2 separate regions of the Homo sapiens genome follow, and region 1 is linked to region 2. A link is a loop called in an ENCODE intact Hi-C map of the cell type or tissue named here. Cell type or tissue: pancreas. All regions are shown on one strand. Each heading gives the region's core, and the rest is flanking DNA. Links, peaks and the distances in the headings are about the cores only.

The links. Hi-C counts contacts between places; a loop is a spot of excess contacts. Peaks named below come from ENCODE experiments on the same cell type or tissue, not always from the same donor. Only the 100,000 strongest peaks of a DNase experiment are listed, where the experiment ranks them.
Region 1: it touches region 2 in a loop (2.6-fold over the local background); 51 of 110 quality-filtered maps call a loop at or near these places.

The regions. Positions count from the first base shown.
Region 1 is chr1:2,416,194-2,425,165 of GRCh38, forward strand. It overlaps a transcript of PLCH2 not described here. Among named protein-coding and RNA genes, the nearest start is that of PEX10, 8.1 kb to the left of the region's middle. In pancreas, for the core only: no CTCF peak of the experiment used is centred there; DNase peaks (open chromatin) are centred at 378, 688, 1,398, 1,858 and 2 weaker places; H3K27me3 peaks cover 401 bases.
Region 2 is chr1:2,623,776-2,633,871 of GRCh38, forward strand. It overlaps MMEL1 (membrane metalloendopeptidase like 1), which reads right to left and starts at 9,241. Exons shown (of 24, transcript NM_033467.4): 1 at 9,091-9,241; 2 at 5,556-5,746. The coding sequence starts at 5,709. MMEL1-AS1 (MMEL1 antisense RNA 1) reads left to right here and starts at 4,981. Exons shown (of 3, transcript NR_183343.1): 1 at 4,981-5,128; 2 at 8,727-8,900. RefSeq lists silencers at 1,548-1,797, 5,495-5,789 and an enhancer at 6,971-7,471. In pancreas, for the core only: no CTCF peak of the experiment used is centred there; DNase peaks (open chromatin) are centred at 4,596, 5,026, 5,056 and 5,556; H3K27me3 peaks cover 3,121 bases.

The DNA.
Region 1 (8,972 bases), core at 1-8,000, 210 kb before region 2:
GGCAGGGTGGGCCCAGGAGCTGGACGCAGCAGGTCGGGGTCCCTGGGTGGGCAAAGTGGGCGCTGGTGCTGCTTGAGGGGAGTGGCTCCTGCCCAGCATGGCAGTTCTGGCTTCAGGGGTGTGGCAGTGTCCCCTCCCTTCTCTTTAGCTATACATGGGTTTGGGGATTGAGGAAGGGCCACCCACAAGCTGGCCCCGAGTACAGGGACTGTAGGGTGCGGCCCTCGGGAAGCCCCTCGCAGTGCCAGCCACAAACCAGGAGAACGGGTTCGTCTGCCTGGCTGGAGGCCCTGGGAGCCGCACTCCACCCGTCTGTGGCAGACCCAGGACCTGGAGGTACCTGCAGAGTGTGAGCTGGGGAGGGTGGGCAGCGGGCGGCACTGGGCCCAGGGAGGGGAAGTGAGCCCTGGGTGGGCACAGTCAGGCAGAGGCCCCAGAGCCAAGATGGGGAGGGCGGGGCCCGGCAGCCAGAGGCAGGAAGTGCTGGTGGATGAAGGCCTCCTGGAGCCTCCGTGGGAAACAGTGCCTGGGCCAGGGTTTAGCAGGTGAGGTTAGGACAGGGGTGCAGAGTGCAGAGGGTTGGTGTGGGCATGGGCTGGCCTGGGAAGTGATGTTGGGTGATTTTGGGGCTCGGGCAGGTGGTCCGGGGCTCTGCCTGTGTCCCTGTGTTGGCCGGGGACCAGCAGGAATGAATTCCTGGCAGAACTGTGGGTCTGACAGCAGAGCCAGCCTGGGGGGGCCCTGGGGCTCTGGGGCTCTGGGCTGCTCTTAGGACCTTGAGGGAGCTAGGACAGGAAAGAGAAATGGGGAGGGGTCTGTGGAGAGAGGGGCATGGGCCTGTGGCAGAGTTGAGAAACTGATGGCCAGAGAGGCCATGCCTGGTCCAAGGCAGGCACAAGGTGAATCCCAGGTCAGTTTGCCCATACCTGTGTCCCAGTCTCTACCTGTCGCTGGGATTGGGGAGGGGTGCTGGGCACCATGACCTCGCTGATAGGAAATGAGGGGTCCTGGTGTGCAGCTGTCATCTGGGGTGAACCGGCTGATAACTAGGGGCTGGAAACCAAGGGTCCCCCAAAAAGGAGATCTGGGAGGACTTCCTGGAGGAAGAGACTTTGCACTGGTAAGAGTGAGGGAGGGCTCTGTCCATGTGAGAGGCATGGCCTTTTCTGACAAGTGGAGGCTGGGATTGTTGGGTTGGGGGGCACTAAGGGTGGGCCCTGCCCAGCTTCCCAGCCTCCTCTGTGAGGCCGGAGGGAGGGGGCCTGGTGAGTCTGGAATCACACAGGGTGGGGTTCCCAGGAGAGTGAGCCCAGGACCTGTGGGTACTAGGCAAGGCCGGAGAGGACCCACGAGGGAGGCCCAAGCTGGAATGGCGTCCACTCTGGATGTGGGCATCTGGATGGGCTGTGGAGAGTCCGGCCCTGTCCTGCGAGCACTGCATAGCCTGGGCTGTGCTGAGTGTGGCCAGCCGGTGAGGGGCTGTGTGCTGGCTGGAGGGCACCTGGGAGCCACCTCCTGAGGCACTGCCACGCCACCTTCCCCACACAGCCTCCCCTAAGGCAGAGTCAGGGCTGGGAGCCAGGCAGCCCTGGGAGGAGGGGACGGGCAGGGGCTACAGCCTCTGCGCTGAGGTGTGACCTTGAGCAGCTCCTGGTCTTCCCTGGCCTCAGCTTCCTCACCTGTCAAGTGGGGGAATAGAGGCCCCTGCCTCCCGGGTTATGAGAGGACTCAGGATGGCACATGTGTGGGGTGCCCTCCGGGGCCTGCCTCGGACCCCCAGCTCAGGGCTTTGCAGGCATTTAGACTCTGGTGAGAAGAGGCTGAGCCCAGGGCATCCCTGTGTCCTGCCCCCAAACGCGAACACGCAGGCACTCAGGAACCTGCAGGAGCTGTGGAGTCAGCGCAGTGAAGACGTGTGACCGGTGCGAGGCAGACACCCATCACGGCAGGTGCCCCCGAGAATTCCGGGCAGAGCCCACGTTGCTCTGTCTTCAGCCCCATAGCTAGTTGGTTTCTGAATTTTGTTTTTTGGAAACTGCACTGAACTGATTCACACCGATGAGCAGCTGCCGACAGTGACAGCGTCCAGCATTCCTCTGGGCGCCTTCAGTTAGACCGAGAGAGACAGGAGTGGGGGTGTTTTAGTTATCAAAGCTGGCTCCCGGGTCTGGATGCCAGGGTCAGGCATGGGGGCTCCTGCAGCGAGCTCTGGGGGTCTCAGTGGAGGGGGCAGGGCTCTGGTCGTTCTGCTCCACCACGTGCTAGAAGGAGGGGCCCCGGGGCCATGGCTGGCATTGGGCCCCACCCACTGCCTCCCTCGGACGGCTGAATGGTGTGGGTCATCCACTCCTGTTCTCCTCTGACCCGCCTCCTTCAGGAGTTCTGAACCTGGCATTTGATGCCCGATGGACAATAAGGGCTCCCCACGAGGCTGCTCCTCAGGGCTCAGGATCTTCAGTCAGGCAAAGGCTCCCCAAGTTCCAGGGGTGCCGTCCTGGACTCCTGAGCCTGCCCGCCTGCCTCCGCAGGTCCTGTCTGTGCGAGTGGGAGTGAGCCGTGTGCTCCGCAGACACCTGACCTGTGCGCTTATGACGGCCTCTCCTTTGCACATGGCCTCGACTTGGCTGTCCCCCTCTCCCTGGCTGCTGATCTCCCAGTGCCCAGTTATGCCCAGGTCTCTGCCCACCTCAGCCCACACTGGGTGGGGAAATGCTGGCGCAAAACCTGGCTTATTGGGGTTGCAGCCAAGTAGCCCTTGATTCTTCCTACCACTCCCCTACCCGAGAGAGGACCTGCTCACCTCCCCATCCTCGGGGTCTGTGCCCGACGCCTCTCTCTGCGGTTGGCACGGCTCATCCTCTGGCTGGGGCATGTGACACCTGGCCAAGGATGTGGCGTCTGAGGCTCCCCCATCTGTCTGCCCAGCTCCTTGCCCTTCCCTGCGTGGGGCCCGTCCCAGGAGAGCCTGCCCTGACCCTTCCCACCTGCGGTCATCTGTCCCCTCCCAGGCTGCCGGCCTGGTCTGCACGGTCGAGCTTCAATCCACAGTGGAGGCCTTGGGCTGTGCTGCTGTCTGTCTATCCATCCGTAAATCCATCTATCCCCTGCCAGCCCCTTCCCTCAGCACCCCTGGCTCAGCCGTGCCATTCCTGGTTGGCCCTGGAGGTCCTATTTGCTGGTCCTTGAGTTTCCCACTGATTGTGAAGAGACAATAATTGTCCAGAGGGGATCGAAGGGGCGCCTGTGCGGAGCTGGTCCACACTCTGAGGCCCGGGCCTCGGCCGTTGGTCGGGGGGGTTTTCCACTTGTTGTTGACAGAGGCGCCTCCCATGGCAGTGGGGTGCAGGGTCTCCCCTGGGGATGTGAGGCCGGTGAGGGCGGAAGGGGAGCAGGCAGGGGCCCGGGGCTCTCCAGATCTACCACCCCACCACCTCACTGGCTCTTCTTGCCCGGAGCTCAATGCAGGGATCCCCGTGCCTGACCCTGGCATCCACAGACCCGGGGGCCAGCTTTGAGGAGGCGCTGCTGGCTCTGGTGGAGGTGGTGACATGGGGCTCTGGAGACTTGGGGGCCGCTCATCCTTCTTCCTGTGGGCTCCACCATATTCATCCTTGGGGGATTAATCTGAAGCTGTCCGTAGAAGCTGGACTGGGACCCTCAAGCCAGCCCTGGGCTGGGGCCAGCCAGGCCCTTTCTGCCTCGGAACTGCTGCACCTGCTGCCCGTAGTCGGCTCTTGCCAACTCAAAGTTCAAGCATAGCAGGCCAAGTCCCCCCCCCACCCCCAGGCAACCCCTTTGTGCGCTCCCCCCACTACCCCCTCCTGTGCTGCCTCCCCAGTAGCCTGGGTACAGCTATGGGGGTGGGGGCAGGCACAGCAACAGTAACCTGCCTCCCCACTCCCCGCCATCTCTGGTCATTGGTCAGGAGCTCATCAGTGCTGAGTTAAGGACTCAGACAGGCCCCCCGCCCCAGCCCCTACCTCACATCCCTCTCAGCTGACCCCAACTCCTCCCCAAGACTTGGATCCCAAAGGAGCCAGTGTCTGGGGGGCATCCAGGCAGCACCTACCTCTTGTCCTTCCTCCCGCTGCTCGATTCCACTTTCAGCCCCCTGCCCTGTGATTTCAGGACAAAGCTTCCCAGGTGCAGGTCTGAAAGCTTCCACCTCCTTCGAGAGGTGGGTGTGGGGGCCTGTGGGGCCCAGTGATGCTGGCAAGGGGAGAAGGTCCAGGCAGGGGCGGGGTTGCGGATCCACAGTGGGATGCGGGGCTGAACGGTTATGTCCCGGTAGGTAGGGGCTGCAGAAAGAGCCCCGAGGGCTGGGGAGTCCCGGAGCTGGACCACAGGAAGGGCCTCAAGTCCGCCTGCCAGGTCCAGCTTCTCAGGACCCCAGGGCTGGGGCACACTCTTTGCACCCCGCTTTACAGATGAGGAAACTGAGTCAGAGAGGGAGAGTTTAAGGGCAGGCTTCAAGCTGACCTCTGACCCAGAGACCCCCATTTTGAAAAATCTCCTCTTCAGGCCTCAGGCCTGGAGGGCTGTGGGAGTCGCTCCTCTCTCGATTGGAGGGTGGAGTGAGTGATCGATCGATTCATTGCCTTTACCCACATCAGTATCTCTTCCCCCTTGGGACTCCTTCTGAGGAGCGTTGAGTGTGTATCTCGTTTTTTGTATTTTCCAGAATGCTGTGTTGTTCTGGTGCGAGTATTTTAATCACTATTAGTGGGGTGCAAATGTTTTGGCCTTAGTATCCCTTCACACTTTTTTTTTTTTTTTTGAGACAGAGTCTCACCCAGGCTGGAGTGCAGTGGTGCGATCTCGGCTCACTGCAACCTCTGCTTCCCGGGTTCAATCGATTTTCCTGCCTCAGCCTCCTGAGTAGCTGAGATTACAGGCATGCGCCACCACGCCTGGCTAATTTTTGTATTTTTAGTAGAGACGGAATTTCACCACGTTGGCCAGGCTGGTCTCGAACTCCTGACATCAGATGATCCACCCTCCTTGGCCTCCCAAAGTGCTGGGGTTACAGACGTGAGCCACTGCATCTGGCCCCAACACTCTTAGCAGCTGTTGAGAAGCCCAAGGAGCTTTGGTTTTGGGGTGCTGTCTGTAGTGTGTGCTGGAGCAGGCTTGCACGTGCTCACCAGAACCTACGGTAGCATCTCCAGTAATCTCATCAGCTGGTTGTTGGACACAACCATTATTCAAATCAAATTAAAGTAATTAAATTATGTAAAACACAGAAATACTATAAAAAGCAAAGGAAATAAATACTCAAAATGTATTGCTTCCTAATTATTTCTAGCTTACTGTGATCCACGCTGTTATCTGGGTGCAGTCTGTGTGTGTCTGTCTAGTGGAAATGCCGTATGATACTGTCCATCTCTTCCCCACTCTGTGCTCTGTGGGCTCAAGTGGGAATATTTACACCACATGTTTACACCACCTTCATAAAAAAATATGAAAATATTCATGAAGTCTTATTGAAAATAACAACGGGCCAGGCACAGTGGTTCACACCTGTAATCCCAGCACATTGGGAGGTCAAGGCAGGAGGATCACCTGAGGCCAGGAGTTTGAGACCAGCCTGGCCAACATGGTGAAACCCCGTCTCTACTAAAAATACAAAAATTAGCTGGGCGTGGTGGCGCATGCCTGTAATCTCAGCTACACAGGAGGCTGAGGCGGGAGAATTGCTTGAACCTGGGAAGCAGAGGCTGCAGTGAGCCAAGATCACGCCACTACACTCCAGCCCAGGCGACGGAGCAAGACTTTATCTCAAAAAAAGAAGAAAAGGCCAGGCGCAGTGGCTCACGCCTGTAATCCCAGCACTTTGGGAGGCTGAAGGAGGAGGATCACCTGAGGCCAGGAGTTTGAGACCATCCTGGCCAACATGGAAACCATGTCTCTACTAAAAATACAAAAATTAGCCGGGCATGGTGGCAGGTGCCTGTAATCTTAGCTACTCGGGAGGCTGAGGCAGGAGAATCGCTTGAACCCAGGAGGTGGAAGTTGCAGTGAGCCGAGATCGCGCCAGTGCACTCCAGCCTGGAGGACAGTGCAAGACTCCACCTCAAAAAACAAACAAACAAACAAAAACCCATAAACTAATGACATGTTAATAGAAATAACACGTTAACATTTTATGAAAAATACTTTCAAAACAAAAAAATCCAGTGAGAAGAGGGACGTGGCTTTGCAGTTTTGCAGTCTCTTGAATGTTTGTCTGCATCTGCGTTGCATCTGTCGCAGTGTGTTTTGGTTGAAATCAGTGAAGAGATCTGGCCTCACAGGGCTGAGCCGCCTTTTCAGGTAATCATGGACACTCTTCTCTGATGGTACACCCGGACTGGATGAATGGTAGAGTTTCTTACAGGTTGTTGCGATAACAGAATCTGAAACCGTGCCAATGGACTTTTTGTATTGTTACATTATCATCTGTTGTGTTACATTATCATCTGTTGGTCTGTTTTTACTTTGTTTTTTGTTTTTGTTATGTTTTGAGAAAGGGTCTTGCTCTGTTGCCCAGGCTGGAGTGCAGTGGTACCATCATAGCTCACTGTGGCCTCAAACTCCTGGCCTCAAGTGATCCTCCCACCTTAGCCTCCTAATGTGTTGGGATTACAGGCATGAGCCGCTGTACCTGGCCCTGTTTTTCACTTTGAGTGGAAATTTACCTGTGCATAATTTTGGAAGACCATGTTTTGGTATTAATAATTTGAAAAATATTGGTTTACTGAGTTATGCAGATTTTTCAAATCTTGACACGTTTTATTAAATATTATCCCAAAATCACATTACTATCACCCCGATCTCACGATAAAAGCCTTTAAATATTTGGAAGCTGATAGACTCACAGTGATGAATACAAGTTTTCCAAAATGCTGATTTTTACCTAAGCCTGAATTTTATTATTGGCAACAGATCCTGCAATTTGCTGTTTTGTGTTGTTTTGGAGAGGGTTTTATTTAGTTTTTTTGTTTGTTTGTTTGTTTGTTGTTTGTTTGTTTTAGAGACAAGGTCTTGCTCTGTCCCCCACGCTGGAATGCAGTGGCACCATCACAGTTCACCGTAACCTCGAACTCCTGGGCTGAAGCAATCCTCCTGCCTCAGCTTCCTGAGTAGCTGGGACCACAGGCACATCCCCCCACACCCAGCTATTTTTTTTAAAGAGATGGGATCTTGCTCTGTTGTCCCTGCTGTTCTTGTTACAAGGCCACCAGGTTGGTGTGCCCTCTGCACAGTAACCAACCGATACACGGAGACAGCAGGGTTTGCAGCAGAGAAAGCTTAATGATTGCAGGTGCCAAGCAAGGAGATGGGAGGAGACCCTCAAATCCACCTCCCCTGGAGTTCTGGGCTGGGGTTCTTAAGGAGATTATGGAGGGTGAGGGGCTGGAGAAGCTGGGGTCACTGACTTGTTGGGGTAAGGGGGATGAAATCAGGAGGTGGAAAATGCATTTGCTGGTGAGTCAGCTCCTGTGAGGTCCTTCCCACCAGCTGGCATCAGTAATTTTACTGTTATGCAGGACCTGAAAGAGCATCTCAGATGGAAATCAACCTTTTACAATGTTTAAGTTGTTCTCTCTATGGTAGTTAGGGGAACTATGATCTTGGGACGGGGTCTGTGTGATTCTGGGGCAGTAGGCAGCAACAGTTATGAGGAGAGGTCAGAGAGCCAGCCCACCTCGTCGTGACGCTGCCTGCACCACCAGCTTAGTTCATTTTCCCTTCTCCCCCTCCCTTCTTCTCTGAATAATTTTATAAAGTTTACAGGGGTGATTTCAGCCTCAAACCCTGTCTTCAAGTGGTGCTCCCACCCTGGCCTCCCAGCATGAGCCTCTGTGCCCGGCCTGTTTATTTTTAAATTTCATTTTTAAAAGTATATATTTGACAGATTATAGTTGTATATATTTATGAGGTAGATAGTGATGTTATGATTTTTAAATACAATCATTTCAGTTTAAATCAAGCTAATTAACATAACCATCACCTCAGATATTTACCATCTTTTGTGGTGAGAACATTTGACATGTACTCTTAGCAGTTTTGAAATGCACGAAACTCTATTATTAATTATATTCACCATGCTGCACAACAGAACTAAAAAATTCCCCCAAACCACAAAACATACCCTTCCTGTCTAACTGAGGCCTGGCACCCTTTGGCCATCATCTCCCCATTCCCCAAACCCTGGCCTCTAGGGACCAGCTTTCTACCCTGCTTCTATGAGCTCAGGTGTTTTAGATTCTACATATAAGTGAGAAGATGTGGTATTTGTCTCCTGTGGTTTGGCTTATATCACTTAACTTGATGTTCTCCAGTTCCATCCATGTTGTTGAAAATGACAGAATTTCTTCCTTTTTAAAGGCTGAGGCCAGGTGCGGTGGCTCACAGCTATAATCCCAGCACTTTGGGAGGCTGGGGCAGGCAGATCACTTGAGATCAGGAGTTTGAGACCAGCCTGGCCAACATGGCAAAACCCCATCTCTACTAAAAATACACAAAATTAGGCCGGGCGCGGTGGCTCATGCCTGTAATCCCAGCACTTTGGGAGGCCAAGGCGGGCGGATCACGAGGTCAGGAGATCGAGACCATCCTGGCTAACACAGTGAAACCCTGTCTCTACTAAAAATAAAAAAATTAGCTGGGCATGGTGGCGGGCGCCTGTAGTCCCAGTTACTCGGGAGGCTGAGGCAGGAGAATGGTGTGGACCCGGGAGGCGAAGGTTGCAGTGAGCTGAGATTGCTCCACTGCACTCCATCCTGGGCAACAGAGCAAGACTCCGTCTCAAAAAAACAAAAAACAAAAAACACAAAATTAGACGTGCGTGGTGGCGGCCACCTGTAATCCCAGCTACTCAGGAGGCTGAGGCAGGAGAATCACTTGAACCCAGGAGGCGGAGGCTGCAGTGAGCGGAGATCGCGCCACCGCACTCCAGCCTAGGCGATAGAGTGTGACACTCCGTCTCA
Region 2 (10,096 bases), core at 1,299-9,298:
CAGGGACCTGCTTTGGCTGAGACATGAAACTATACTCGTCTGGCAGGCAGCAAAAGCTTTAAACCACTGAGGCAGGTGTAACCCCTCTCACGCCCAGGAACCAGGCAAATCCCCTGTTCTGTAGGAGGGTCAGGAGTAAAAATCCCCGGCCCATGGAAGGGCAGGAGATCCTTGTGGGCCCAGAATCCTAGACTGACATCAAGCAGTCTCCTGCCTCTAGAGGAGGGGTGGGCAACTCAGGCACAGGGCGAAGCTTGGTTGACATGGGGATGTGGTAGGGATGCCAAGAGGTGCATCCCCAGCCCCAGGTATACTAGGCCTGCCTAAGCCTGAGACTGGGCCACGACACCAGAGAGCCCCCACCTCCAGCCCGAGCCTAGTACTGACCAGCAACAGCAACTCACCACTCACAGAAGGACCAGGGCTTGGGGAGGATGCCCTCTGTGTCATAGGCATCCAGACTGCTGAAGGCCAAGGCTGGAGCAGGCAAGAGGAGAGAACCGTCTGGTCCCCGGGCTGACTTCTCTAAGTGCAGGGAACAGGAGCTCATTGCTGGAGAAACGTGAGTCTGAGGTGCACTGTGGGTAACAACAGCAGTAGAACCCCCAGCCAGCTAACTCCTAACCAGAGGAATTCAATCCCTCACACTCACGCACTGATGGAAGAGGAGGTGTACCTGATTCTGTATATTAGGAAACCGTCCTGCATATACCATTTCAAAAAGACTCATATACCAAATGGTGCAATGTATTATTATGTAAAAATTTAAACACTATTCATGAGGCTCCTGATTTTATGTTTTGACAAATATTGGAGTCTGCAAAGAAGTATCTCAGACCCTCCCACAGCAGTGTATTGTGATGATGTTGCCAATAATACAGAATATTACTAATGACAGCAATAGCTCTTACGTTCTTAACAGTGTGTTCCAGGCCCAGTGCAAATGCTATTGATCTCAGTCTCTACTTGTATCGTCCATTATCACACTGCTAGAAAGAACTACCTGAAACTGGGTAATTTATGAAGAGAAGAGGTTTCATTGACTCCCAGTTCCTCAGGCTGTACAGGAAGCGTGGCTAGGACGCCTGAGGAAGCTTACAATCATGGCAGAAGGCAAAGGGGACGCAAGCACGTCTCACCATGGTGGAGCAGGGGAGAGAGAGAGCGCGAAGGGGGAGGAGCTGCACACTTTCAAACAACCAGATCTCGTGAGAACTCACTCACTATCACGAGAACTGCAAGAGGGAAATCCACTCCCATGATCCAATCACATCCCACCAGGCCTCTCCCCTGACACATGAGGATTACAATTTGACATGAGATTGGGTGGGGACGCAGAGCCAAACTATATCATTCTGCCCCCAGCCCCTCCCAAATCTCATGTCCTTCTCACATTTTGAAACCAATCATGCCTTCCCAACAGTCCCCCAAAGTCTGAACTCATTCCGGCATTAACTCAAAATTCCGAGTCCAAAGTTTCATCTGAGACAAGGTGTCTCGGGCCTAGTGGGCCTGTTTGGATTCTGGAGGCAGCACACTCCTCATCTGGGCGAGTTACTTCAGCCCATTTATCAAGTGATCCAAAAGGCTGCCAGTGTCGAGCGGGGTCCAGAACAGGAGCAGGCTCTGCAACAGGTCCAGGCTGCTGGGCAAGCTGCTCTGCCACTTGGGCTGTATGACCCAGCAGATCCAACGGTGCCTGGAGTGTCAGTGGCAGATAGATAGGGATGCTGTTTGGAGCCTTTGGCAGGCCCCTGTGGGTGAATCACAGCGGAGCCCTCTAGGATTTTGGAGCGGGGCCCTGCTATCTTCTGCAGTTAACTGCTCTCCTTTTGAGACAGCTCTTGGCCCGTTACTGGGCTTTGGTGGAAAGTGAACGTTTGACTACGGATCACCAAGTCACCATGCGACCTGAACTTCCTATCATGAACTGGGTGCTTTCTGACCCATCTAGCCATAAAGTGGGTCATGCACAGCGGCATTCCATCATCAAATGGAAGTGGTATATACAAGATCGGGCTCAAGCAAGTCCTGAAGGCACAAGTAAGTTACATGAGGAAGTGGCTCAAATGCCCATGGTCTTCACTCCTCCCACCCTGCCTTCTCTCCTCCAGCCTGCACCGATAGCCTCATGGGGAGTTCCCTATGACCAGTGGACAGAGGAAGAGAAGACTAGGGCCTGATTCACAGATGGTTCTGCATGATATGAAGGCACCACCCACAAGTGGACAGCTGCAGCACTATAGCCCCTTTCCAGGACATCCATGAAGGACAGCGGTGAAGGGAAATCTTCCCAGTGGGCAGAACTTCAAGCAGCGTACCTTGTTGTGCACTTTGCTTGGAAGGAGAAGAGGCCAGATGTGCGATGCGATTATGTACCGATTCATGGGCTGTAGCCAATGGTTTGGCTGGATGGTCAGGGACTTGGAAGAAGTATGATTGGAAAATTGGTGACAAAGAAATTTGGGGAAGAGGTATGTGGATTGAGCTTTCTGAGTGGTCAAAAACTGTGAGCCTGGGTGCTAGCCACAATCTGATAATGCCTCCTCATGATCTAAACTGTACGATAAAGAGAGAAGGGTTCACAGACCAGGTTTATACACGAGGGGCACTCCAGTCTTGGGGTTGGACTTCTGTAAAAAGCCAGATGTAAATATTTGAGGCTTTGTGGGCCACATACATGCTTCATCTCACCTGTTCAACTTTGCTGTCCTAGCAGGAAAGTAGCCATAGATGATACATAAATGAATGGGTCTGGCTGTGTTCCAATAAAACTTTATATACAAAAAGAAGCAAGGGGCCAGATTTGGCCTATGGGCCATAGTTTGCCAACCCCTGTACTAGAAAATGAATACAGTTGTTTTGGAGGAGTAGAATTCTAGGATGGACATGAGACTGTATTTCTCACTGTCATTTTTGTAAAAACATTTGATTTTATAAAAGAAAGTTTATAACTTTAAAAATAATTAAAACAAAAAAATCTAAGATAACTGTCGAAAAGATAGAAATACAAAACTTCCAAGTTAGTTGAGGGAAAATAGAGGAAATAATGATAGGTTGATCCAAAACAAGGCAAGAAAAGAGAAAAAAACGAATGAGACACACAAAACAACACAATAGGAAACACATACATTTTAGTTGTCCTGGTAATTATAAACCAACAAAATCCTCCAATTAAAAGATAGACAAACCCCCAATCCAGCCATACACGATTGAAAGAGACACATCTAAAGCTAAGGAGATGAAAAGTTTCAAAGAAAAAGAATGGAAAAAATAGACACAGCAAATGCTGAGTAGCTAGTACTCATGTCAGGCTCAACAGGATTTAAGGCAAAAAGCCTTGTTAAGTCAGAAACGGTGACTACACAGTTTCACGAAGTGAAAGATATATTAACTTCATATGTGTATCTTACTACAATATTAAATTTATGAAACTAATTTTATAATTCATACCTAAATTTGCGTTCACATAGTAATATCGCCTTAAATAGGTAAATTAGGTAAGATTTGATGTAACTACAAGAACGGGTGATTCTTTAGTGCAAGATTTTAGCATACACACTTCAGTACATGATTTTAAGAAATCATTTTCTTGATCTTTCCAAATCTTTCATTCTTTTGAGATCAAGAGAATGGAAAAAGAGCCAATATGTAGAAGACTTGATTGATCTAGTGGATGTAGATAGACACCATCACTCAGCATTTGGTGATTGAGCCTATTCCGCAGCACACAGGGCTTATTTATAAAATCGATCAAGTGTTAGCCCCAAAGCAAGCCCAGCAAATATCAAAGAAAGAACCACATAAATAATGGCATAAACCATGGTTTCTGACAACACAGTTAAGTTAGAAATCAATAATTTTAAAAAAGTAACTAAAAACTCATGTCTGGAAATTAAAAAAATTTCTAAATGACTTATAAGTCAATGAAAAAGTCATAATGGAAATGAGAAAATACACAGAAATAAATGATAATAACTGCTTAGAAAACCTTCCACAAACAATCCTGGACTGAGGCCAAGGTCAGCTGTGGGGTCATTCCTGGTGGGGGGTCTTGACGGGGAACAGAGGGCTCTGCCGCCCTGGAGGGAGGGGGTCCAGGGCCCGTTTCCACACTGGAGTGGGTGGAGGCAGGCTTTGCTGAGATCCATGGCACCGTGGGGCACTCCCGAGGCACCTGGCTGGGCAGGGAGGGTCTCTCTGGGATGGGTGGGCTCAGGCCCTTTGGCACGACCCAGAAGAAGAGAGGCCTCCTCCTACCCCACAGCTGGGGGTGTGTGTGGGGTCAGCCTTGTTTTATGAAAGCCTGGAAAGCAGGTGTTTTGAGCCCAGCAGGCTCTGAACAGAGCTTCCCTTGGGCTCTGGGTTCCTCAGTGTGAGTGAGCCTTTCCCTCCCCCACTGCCCACCGCCCATGGAGGTCGCAGGACCCCTCTGTCCCAGGGGAGACCCTAGAGGGCCAGGGGCTGCGGTCTGGGCAGCAGCCACACTGTACAGTGGCCAGCCATGCAGCCCCGGGCCGGGACGCCCTGCACATCCACAGGCAGCACCCACTTCTGCTTCACAGACACAGCCTCCCGCAGGGGTGGAGGGATGGTCCCAGGCAGTGCGCAGGGCTCCAGACATGAGGGGGCATTCTAGTAACACAGGCTGAGGCGCCCCATTGTTGGACCTGGGGTGCGAGGTCCGCCATGAGCTCTGAGTCCGGTGCCTGCCACGGTGGGAGCGCCCTACGCACCTGCCCCGGGGGTGAGCATTGCTCCCCGATGTGTGCGCGCTGCCCGGTCTCAGAGGGACCAGGGCTGTGCCTGCGGAGGGGCTGGCAGGGGCGGCTGGAAGGTGACCAGGTCTACGGGTGCCTGGGAGCCCCTGAACCAAGAGGGGAGATCAAGGGAGGGGCCGGCGTGGGGGCGGGGGGAGTGTTCCCGGGACAGCCGGGGGCGGGGGGAGTGTTCCCGGGACAGCCCGAGGTTCCAGCGAGCAGCCCTGGCCACGCCTTTGTCTCCGTGGGACCCCAGACTGGCCCCTTCCCGCCGTGGTCCCGTGACCTGACCCGGCCTTGAGCGGGGCGGGGGCGGCAGGACCCTCAGGTCTCTCCGCAGGATGGCAGCGGGGGAGTGAGGCAGCCAGGTGAGCCCGGGCGGCGGGAGGGACACGGACGCCGGTGGTCCCCAGCCGGGGCTGCGCGGCCAGGCAGGGAGGGGGTGGGCGGAGGGGCGGGCGACGGGTCTGCGCCCCCCACCCTCCGGGAGTCCGGCGGAGGCGGAGGCGGAGGCGGAGGCGGGCGGGTGCGGAGCTGCAGAAGCAGCGCGCGGGAGTCGGGGCCGGGGCAGAGCTTTCTGGAAGGGACCGCGGGCTCCCTGCAGGTCAGTGCCCCTCCCGCCGCCTCTGAGTCCGCAGCTCGGCCCCGGGAGCCCCTGGGTGCCCAGTGCAGACCCACCTGCCCCATCTGACGGGCGGGCTCGGGCTGGGGGCAGGCGGACCCTGCAGCAGGTGCAGCGGGGCGAGCGCGGAGAGCGGGCACGGGGACAGGCGGGGGCGGGGCACCCGCACTCACCTCTGCGGTCGGCGTAGAGGACACCCAAGGCCACCAGGGCAGCGGTCACCAGCAGCAGCAGCAGCAGCAGCCCCCCCTCCAGGAACCCCGGGCGCTTCTGCCCTGCACGGCCGGCGCTCTCCACCATCCCCACTGGGCCTTCGGACTTCCCCATCAGCAGGGCTCTGGACGGGAGAGCACCGCGGAGGAACCTGCAGGCCCAGGGCAGGGGAGAGGGGAGAGGGGCGTGGAGCTCCCCGAGCCCGGCCCGAGGCTGGAAGGGCCGGATGCTGGCTGGGAGCGGGCGCTGGGTGCCTTTGGAACACTCTTCCCGTCTCCCTCTCCAAGCTCACAACCCTGGGTGACTGGGTCCCGGGACTTTCCACACTACCCCTGGGCCGGAATCTCTGAGTGCATGGAGGTTCTAGGACTGGGATGCTCCCAGCTTGGGGTCGCAAGCTGGACCCAGGAGGCTCAGCTCCTGTGCTGTCAAGGGACTCCTGTAGTGGAGCCCCCCCCCTGGGCTGCTCATGCTGGTTGTCTTGGAGCTGTGGGCCTGAGCGCTAGGTCAGGGACGCTGTCGGGGAGGCCACTTGGGCTTCTGGGCTCCCAGCCCACCTTTCCTGTTGAAGCCCAGAAGCCAGTGATGGGCGACACCAGAACAGTAGGTACCCACACAGGCGGTGACTACGTGGGCCAGGAAGGGATCTGCAGGGCCAGGCAGGCTTGAGTCTCAACCCTGGCAGCCACCTGGCTGGTGTGCAGCTCTGGTCGTCCCCTGACCCTGTTACTATGGAGGGGACACCTTCTGGAGCCAGCAGGGCAGTGGGCAGCACTTGAAGACACACACGGCTGGGCACAGGCTGCTGCTGTAGGCAGGACAGGGAGCTGGGCAGGAAGGGTTGGGGCACAGGACACTGGACTCAGGAGGCTCCCAAGTCTGCGTGCTCCAGTGTGCGTGTATGTGTGGGAGTGTGAACCTGAGTGTACACATGTGTGCAAATGAGTGTGTGCATGTAGTTGGGCGTGTGCATGTGTATGACTGTGCGTGTGTGCATATGTTCTGATGTATGATCGTGTACACACACGTGTGCACATGTTCTGGTGTGTGCATGTGCATGACTGCATGAGCGTGAACGTGTGTGTGCGCTCTGGTGTGTGCATGTGTGTGTGTGCACGTGTGTGCGTGTGCTCTCGTGTGTGCGTGTGCATGATTGCGTGGATATGCACTGTCTACGCTCATGTGTGCATGTGTGTGACTGTGAGTGAGTGTGCACGTGTGTGTCCTCGTGTGTGCATGTGTGTGACTGCACGTGTGTGCCTGTGCTCGCGTGTGTGCGTGTGCATGATTATGTGTGCGGATATGCACGTGTGTGCGTGTACACTCGTGTGTGCACGTGTGTGACTGTGTGATTGTGCACGTGTGCGTGTGCTCTCATGTGTGCATGTGCATTATGTGGATATGCACGTGTGTGCCTGAGTGTGCACGTGTGTCCTCTCGTGTGTGCGTGTGCATGATTATGTGCGTGGATATGCACCTGTGTGCGTGTACTCTCGTGTGTGCATGTGTGTGACTGTGCATTGTGTGCGTGTGCTCTTGTGTGTGCATGTGCATGATTGTGTGCGTGGATATGCACGTGTGTGCGTGTACGCTCGTGTGTGCACGTGTGTGACTGTGATTGTGCACCTGTGCGTGTGCGCTCATGTGCATGTGCATGATTGTGTGTGTGGGTGTGCACGTGTGTGCGTGTGCTCTGGTGTGTGGCTGTGCATGTCTGTGTGTGTGTGCACATATGTGAGCACATGCATGGATGTGCACATCCCTCGCTGGCACTCGGAGCCCTGCTGGGAAGTTGCCCGGTCCTAGGGAAGCGGCTGGGTGCTTTGGCCTTCCAGCACTTTCAGTCGTCACACGCAATCACACACCTGCTGTGCTGAGCCCCAGCTTAGCCCTGTACCAGGCAGGGCGGATAATGTGGGAGCAGCGAAAGGAAGCCAGGCCCAGTCCTGCCTGTGGGTGGGTCAGGGACTGGCTGCTGAGACTGCCAGCACCTGGGCTAAATGTGCTTCCGCCCCCCTGTACCCCACCGCCCCCCTGCTGTGGACTTTGCCTGAGTTCTGTCCCTGACTCCCTGGGAGATCCTAGATGTCCCTTAGCCTGTCTGGGCAACACCCTGCAAAGGTGGCTGGGCCAGCTCATTTCAGCGACTCCTCCAGAGATCCCTGACCTCTGGCTGTGTGAGGAGCGGGGACGGGGACCTGGACCTCACTCCTCTCCTCCAGGTCCCTCGCTCCTCCCTTCCTGTCCCCTCAGCCACCTCTCTCAGTCCCTGGCTCTGTGAACCGCAGCGTTCATGCATCCACACACCCTCAGATGCTTCCTTTGACGCCCTCTGCTGTGCCCCTAGACACCCCTATCCCGCCACTGGCTGAAGCTGGACTTTGGAGCCATCTGCCTCCCTTGCCTGCGTCCACACCCCGCGCCAGTCCTCAGCCTCCAAGCCCATCTCAGTCGGACCCTTTCTCATTCCTGCCACTCGCTGCCTGTTCCAGGCCCCACCAATCACCTCCCCCTGAGGGGTCTGTCTCACCCACTGATCCCCACCACAGGGGCCCAGGGGCCTGTAACTAGAATCAGAGGCCGTCACTCCCTGGCCCCTGGTAGCCAAACCCTTGGAGGAAGAGCCGGGCCTTGCCCTGATGTCAGGACCCTCTTTGGCCCTCCTCCCCTCTCACTATGCCCTCCCCTTACCCTCAGGCAGGCCCACCAGGTTTCTCCCCCCACCCTCCCCACCCACCCAGGCAGGCCTCCCAGATTCCTGCCAAGCTCCCCTTCCCAGTGGGGCCTTCCTTGGCTCGGCCTCGGGTTCAACTCGGGGAGCCCCAGCCCCTCCCCTGCTCTGTGTCTCTCCAGGGACTCCCAGCTCCACCTCCACATCTCCTCGATACTTCTGCAGCCCCCTGGGAACGTCAGCTCCACGGGCAGGGGCACCCTCTGTGGGGGCCGCTTCACCTAGACTGGCACCCCCACCCCAGAGACCTCGGTCATTATCTGTTGGGTGAATGAATGAATGAATGATGAATGAATGGATCAATCATTTGGACAAGTCTGAGCTCAGCTTCCACGAACTTCTTTCTTTGGTCAGAATTAATGAATCTGCTCCTGCGTCCTGAATTCATTCTGTCCTGCAGGTATCCACAGACGGCTCCATGTGCCCCACGGCACACACAAAATAAACACCTTCAAATTGAGCCAAGTACCCGGGGCAGGTGTGGAGTGTCTGCTGAGGCGAAGGCACTGCGGCTCCCTGGGGACACTCGTGGCCTCTCCAGGTTACTACAGATGGGGGACAGCGGGTCCTTTGGGTAAGATAAACCGTATGCCAGAGGGGGCTGCCTGCCCTGGCACAGGCGAGACTGCACACAGGACGCCCTGCCCAGCCTCCTGAGAAAGGGGCTGAGCGCCTGGAGAGGGTTTCAAGGCCCAGGAGAGGGCCTGGAGAGGGTTTCAAGGCCCAGGAAAGCAGGCCGGGTACCTTCCTTCAGCACAACTCACCTTTGCTCACTCAGGAGTGGCTGCCGCCCACAGTCAGGCCCCTGGAGACTGGGTCCCAGTGGGTTGGAGTTGGGGTGAGCTGGGCCAAGTGGGTGGATTTCCAGGGACTGGGATGGGAGAGCAGTGGCTTGGGGCTGAGTTGAGGCTGCCTGAAGGCTTCTGGGCCTCCTTTGTGATGCAGGCATGGGCTCCCTGGAGGCGGTGACTCCTGCTCACAGTCAGGAGGTTCCACTGGGGGTGTGGCATGGGGGGAGGGGCTGAGGGCAGCTTCTTGGCACCCGGGCTGCCCTGCCTCATGGGTGCCCTTCTCAGGGCCTCTGGCCCCGCCTCCCAAGCCGCCCTCCTTCCTTGCTTCTGTCTCCTGACCTTTCAGTCCAAAGGGGCCCCAGGGGCTGCTGGGAGGAAGGTCAGGCCCTTGTCCTACTCCACACCCTCTGCTCTGCCCCTAACCACCCGGTGGGGGGTTACAAAGGCCCCACCCTGGGTGTTCTTTCTCTTCAATCTCCAAGGAGGATGGTGGGTTCTGGGGATCTTGCCAAGGTGCAAGGGGAAGGGGTGGTCCTGAAGGGGGTGGGCGCTGGCTGCCAGGAGGGTCCCACCCAGAGATACTAGCCTGGGTTTGGCTGCTTCCCTCTGCCCACAGAAAACTCATGAGGTTCAGACCTCAAGCTACAGAGGGTGGGCAGCCCTGGCCGGGGAGCTGGCAGAAGGGCTCTGTGGCTTCTGAAGGGTTCGCAGTGATCAGAGTGTGAGCCCTGCACCCAGCCCTGCTTGCGGACGGGGGTTCTGGGCAGAGCAGTCTCTGTCTGATTCTCCAGGCCTGATGAGGTTTCTAGCTTCTGTTTCAGAATCCCCAGAACGAGTCCTCCTGCCCAGGCCTTGGGCATGTGTCAGGGCATCTGGGCAGGGCTGGGCCACAGAGCTAGGGGTCCCACGGCAAACTGCTCCTCACGGCCGCCCCGGCCAGGTCTCCCACGCTGAGTGCTGTTGGAAGCTTTGTCTATGG